Linked DNA regions of Homo sapiens: region 1 is linked to region 2. A link is an interaction called in ENCODE POLR2A ChIA-PET data of the cell type or tissue named here. Cell type or tissue: HepG2. All regions are shown on one strand. Region 1 overlaps TSNAXIP1 (translin associated factor X interacting protein 1). Region 2 overlaps RANBP10 (RAN binding protein 10).

Region 1 (2,500 bases), 94 kb before region 2:
ACGGGGTTTCACCATGTTAGCCAGGATGGTCTCGATCTCCTGACCTGGTGATCCGCCTGCCTCGGCCTCCCAAACTGCTGGGATTACAGGTGTGAGCCACCGTGCCTGGCCTTCTTTTTTCTGTTGACAGAGTCTCACTCTGTTGCCCAGGCTGTAGTGCAGTGGCATGATCTCGGCTCACTGCAACCTCTGCCGCCTGGGTTCAAGCAATTCTCCTGCCTCAGCCTCCTGAGTAGCTGGGACTACAGGTGTGTACCACCACTGCAGGTTTTGTATTTTTAGTAGAGGCAGGGTTTCACCATGTTGACCAGGCTGGTCTTGAACTCCTGACCTCAAGCGATCCTCCTGCCTCAGCCTCCCGAAGTGCTGGGATTACAGGCATGAGCCACTGTGCCCGGCCTCACTGGCATTTTCATGGGATGTTTCATGCTTCTGTTCAGGGAAGGAGACCCAGGAGAGCTGGGAGAGGTGGGTCTCCCCTGAAGGTCTGAGGTGCTCAGTCCTTGTAGGTGAGGCTTTTTTTTGTTTTTGAGACGGAGTCTCACTCTTGTCGCCCAGGTTGGAGTGCAGTGGTGTGATCTTGTCTCACTGCAACCGCTGCCTCCCGGGTTCAGGGTTCAAGCGATTCTCCTGCCTCAGCCTCCTGAGTAGCTGGGACTACAGGTGCCCACTACCATGCCTGGCTAATTTTTGTACTTTTAGTAGAGACGGGGTTTCGCCATGTTGGCCAGGCTGGTCTTGAACTCCTGACCTCAGGTGGTCCACCCGCCTTGGCCTCCCAAAGTGCTGAGATTACAGGCGTGAGCCACTGTGCCCGGCCGGTAGGTGAAGCTTCTTCCCACCCTTCCCCCGCCCTCCCCAAGTTTCTTCTGTGGCTCTGACCTGCAGCCTTAGTTCCTGGGTGGAATCTGTGCCCAGGTCCAGCAGGAGGAGCTCCTTGCGTAGGTAGTTTTCCAGTTCCTCCAAGTACTGGGGCTTGGCAGTGCGAAAGGGGTGCTGCTGGCAGCTCCTGCAGGGGACAGTGGCTGATATGTGGCCAGCACCCCCACGGGGCCCTTGTGCCCTCAGTCTGGGGCAACACACGCCCCTGCCCTGTCTCCTGGCCCAAAGCCTGGCCCATGCCAGCTCACCCACCATGGGACTGACCCTGGCTTACCCTACTCGCTTCCGGTAGTCATCTGAACAGGGTTTTCGATTTTGCAAAATGGTCTGGCCACTGGTGTATGTGGGCCATGGGGACAGGTGCCCACCCATGGAGAACTGACCAGTCTGCAGGGAGGTACAGGTGGGGTTGCCATGGCAACATTGCTCCCCTTCCTAATGTTTCTCTCCATCTCTCCTCCCCCAGTCCTGACTTTTTTTTTTTGAGACAGTCTTGCTCTGTTGCCCAGGCTGGAGTGTGGTGGCACGATCTTGGCTCACTGCAACCTTCGCCTCCCAGGTTCAAGCTGTTCTCTGCCTCAGCCTCCCGAATAGTTGAGATTACAAGCACCCACCACCACACCCATCTAATTTTTGTATTTTTAGTAGAGACGTGGTTTCACCATCTTGGCCAGGCTGGTCTTGAACTCTTAACCTCGTGATCCACCCACTTTGGCCTCCCAAAGTGCTGGGATTACAGGCGTGAACCACTGTGCCTGGCCAGCCCTGATGTGTTTTACAAACATCTCTCAACATGGTTCATAATTAAGACTGTGGGTTCTTGAGTTAGAGAAGACTCGGGTTAAGTCTCAAATGTCCCTTATTAGCTATGTCACAACTTCTCTGAGCCTTAGTTCTCACGTCTGTAAAATAGGGATGATGGTAGTCTTTGTCACAGTGTATTGATGTGAGGATGCAGTGAGAAAGCATAGTCGGGCGCGGTGGCTCACGCCTGTAATTCCCAGCACTTTCGGAGGCTGAGGTGGGTGGATCACGAGGTCAGGAGATCGAGACTATCCTGGCTAACACGGTGAAACCCCGTCTCTACTAAAAATACAAAAAAAAATTAGGCCGGGCATGGTGGCTCACGCCTGTAATCCCAGCACTTTGCAAGGCCAAGGCGGATGGATCACGAGGTCAGGAGATCGAGACCATCCTGGTTAACACAGTGAAACCCCGTCTCTACTAAAAATACAAAAAATTAGCCGGGCGTGGTGTCGGACACCTGTAGTCCCAGCTACTCTGGAGGCTGAGGCAGGAGAATGGCATGAACCCAGGAGGCGGAGTTTGCAGTGAGCCAAGATTGCGCCACTGCACTCCAGCCTGGCGACAGAGCGAGACTCAGTCTCAAAAAAAAAAAAAAAAAAAAAATTTAGCCAGGTGTGGTGGCATGTGCTTATAGTCCCAGCTACTCAGGAGGCTGAGGCAGGAGAATCCCTTGAACCCGGGAAGCGGAGGTTGCGGTGAGCTGAGATTGCACCATTGCACTCCAGCCTGGACAACAAGAACAAAACTCTGTCTCAAAAAAAAAAAAAAAAAAAGAGGGAAAGCATAATGTGTGCTTCACATGGACCCTGGT
Region 2 (2,500 bases):
CCACACAGAGATGCTGCAGGTACAGGATGAGCCGGGCCTCATGCAGAGCAGGCCCCATTTGGTGTTGGGGGCAGGGTGGCTCTGGGAGAGTCCAGGGGGCAGCAGGAAAGAGTGGGCTCCAGCCAGGTCTGCAGAGGGAAGTGGGGCATCTGGGCCCACTGGACATGTGCCCTCCACACCTAGGCTCTGGGGAGAGTACAGCCCTGCCCGACCCTACACCCCACATTCCAGGCTGGGCATCATGCAGGGCCCTGTCTCCCTCTGGAGCCACGGGTAGCAGGGTGAGCTATGGTGTGTGCCACAGTCCTCTCAAGAATGCCCTGTCCTGTAGGATGCCTTCAGCCTGCTGGCATACTCAGACCCCTGGAGCTGCCCAGTTGGCCAGCAGCTTGACCCCATCCAGAGGGAACCTGTGTGTGCTGCCCTCAACAGCGCCATTTTAGGTGAGTGAATCTATTTATTATTATTATTAGAGACAGAGTCTGCTCTGTAGCCCAAGCTGGAGTGCAGTGGCACAATCTTGGCTCACAGCAATCTCCACCTCTGCCTCCTGGGTTTAAGCAATTTTCGTGCCTCAGCCTCCTGAGTAGCTGGGACTAAGGTGCGTGCCACCACGCCTGGCTAGTTGTTGTATTTTTAGTAGAGACGGGTTTTGCCATGTTGGCCAGGTTGGTCTCGAACTCCTGGCCTCAGGTGATCTGCCCGCCTTAGCCTCCCAAAGTGCTGGGATTACAGGTGTGAGCCACCATGCCTGGCCTAGGTGAGTGGATCTAACAAAAACAGAAGCTAGCCCATAGCTACCTGGGTGGTTCCCAACCCCCACCCCAATTGGCCCCAGAAAGAGCTGATGTTTATCCACACTGGGGCAGCAAGCTCTGTACAGGCCCTCTCTGGTGACTCATAGGACTCCTGGGCTCCCATGGTTGAACCTAAACCTTGACCTCTGTCTGCCCAGCTGAGTTCATGATGGGTCCTAGGCCATGGCAGTAGGCCCAGGCCAGCCCAGCGCTCTACATGGGGCTAAGGTCCTCAGGTTCCTGGCATGACTTCAGGGCCATGGCCTGGTGGCTGGGACACACTTACACAGAGGTACTGAACACTCTGTTCCAAGAGAATCTGTCCACTGCCCCCTCCTTCCACCCCCAAGGGAACTTTGACCTGGGCCCAAGCCCTGGGCAGGCCAGTGACCAGGCCTTGTCTTTCCTCCACAGAGTCCCAGAACCTGCCAAAGCAGCCCCCTCTGATGCTCGCCCTGGGCCAGGCATCTGAGTGTCTCCGGCTCATGGCCCGAGCAGGCCTGGGTTCTTGCTCCTTTGCCAGAGTTGATGACTACTTGCACTAGCTGACTGTGCTGGCTGGCTCTGGCTGGCCCTCCACTGGCCCCAGGGCTGGAGCTGCCCTGCCCTCCATAGGCAACTGGTGCAGGGACTGGGAAACCATAGACAGAGTCCACTCCTCCTGCCTGGCCTTTCCCCCTCTCCCTTTCCTTCCTTCCTTCCTTTCTCTGCCCACCACCCCGCTCAGTCTCTCTCTCTCTCCCCTTCACGTGCAGCGGCCTGTAACACAGTATTGGCTGGTTACTCTCATGTAGCGCCTTCTATTTTGAAAGGGGGGTTTTGTTTTGAGGAGGGGTTGGGGTTTTTAAATTTTTTTCTCCTGACTGAGCCACCAGTATTTATCTCTGGAGAGTTTGTGCTGAGCTGGTTTCTGCTAATTTAGTGATGAAGCCTATCCAAGTTGGTGATAGCTTATTATTTTCATAAGTAAAAAACAAATGAGATTATATATATATATATAAAAATATATATATTAAAAAAAAAGACAGTATTTATCGTAGCATTAGTGGTCCAGCACCTCTTGGGTGAGGCTGTCCAGGCACCATGTTTTCTTTGAGTCCAACTCATTAAAAAAGAAGAATCTCTGTCACCTCAGCCAAGTGATTTATTTTTTGCTCCCCCTTTTTTGAGTCACAGGCCGAGCTGCAGCCTAGGAAACCCAAATAGGGTTTGGTGGGCCACTTAGTGGGCATGGTTACATTGGTTTATAGCATCCCAAGAACTGTAGATCCCTAGGCCCCTGAGAGCTGGACAGAGCAGAGAACTACAGGGCCAAGGGTCCAGAGAAGTGATAACTTGGCCCAGGGCCACACAGCAGAGGTAGAGGGTCCTTGGCCAGCACACTATCTACCACTCTACCCCACCTCCCACTGCCTGCCTTGCTCCCCTTTCCTCCCTTTTCAATACCCTATCTTCCCTTGTTGTTAAGATGGCCAAATAATACATTTACTCTAAATTGATTGCCTGGAAACTACCTGCCTTCGTCCTGAGAGCTTCTGTGTGTCAGGCTGCTGGAAAGAAGACTCCATTCCCAGGACAGAGGCCCTTGAGTACAGGGGCTGCTTTCTTCCTGCCTAGATCTTCACCATCTCTGCACAGCTCTGAGAGAATGGATGCTTTCTGTTGAGAAACCAGTACCTTGTGGAGGCAGGTTCTTGGGCTGC

Evidence for each region. Peaks named below come from ENCODE experiments on the same cell type or tissue, not always from the same donor. Only the 100,000 strongest peaks of a DNase experiment are listed, where the experiment ranks them.
Region 1: POLR2A ChIA-PET joins it to region 2 with 5 read pairs; 9 of 35 experiments call an interaction of 5 or more read pairs at or near these places.

The regions. Positions count from the first base shown.
Region 1 is chr16:67,819,608-67,822,107 of GRCh38, reverse strand. It overlaps TSNAXIP1 (translin associated factor X interacting protein 1), which reads right to left. Exons shown (of 16, transcript NM_001288990.3): 3 at 1,157-1,269; 4 at 883-1,009. Among named protein-coding and RNA genes, the nearest start is that of TSNAXIP1, 14 kb to the right of the region's middle. In HepG2, no CTCF peak of the experiment used is centred here; no DNase peak of the experiment used is centred here; H3K27me3 peaks cover 84 bases.
Region 2 is chr16:67,725,270-67,727,769 of GRCh38, reverse strand. RANBP10 (RAN binding protein 10) reads left to right here. Exons shown (of 14, transcript NM_020850.3): 12 at 1-19; 13 at 332-443; 14 at 1,212-2,500. The coding sequence ends at 1,342. Among named protein-coding and RNA genes, the nearest start is that of GFOD2, 7.2 kb to the right of the region's middle. In HepG2, no CTCF peak of the experiment used is centred here; a DNase peak (open chromatin) is centred at 949.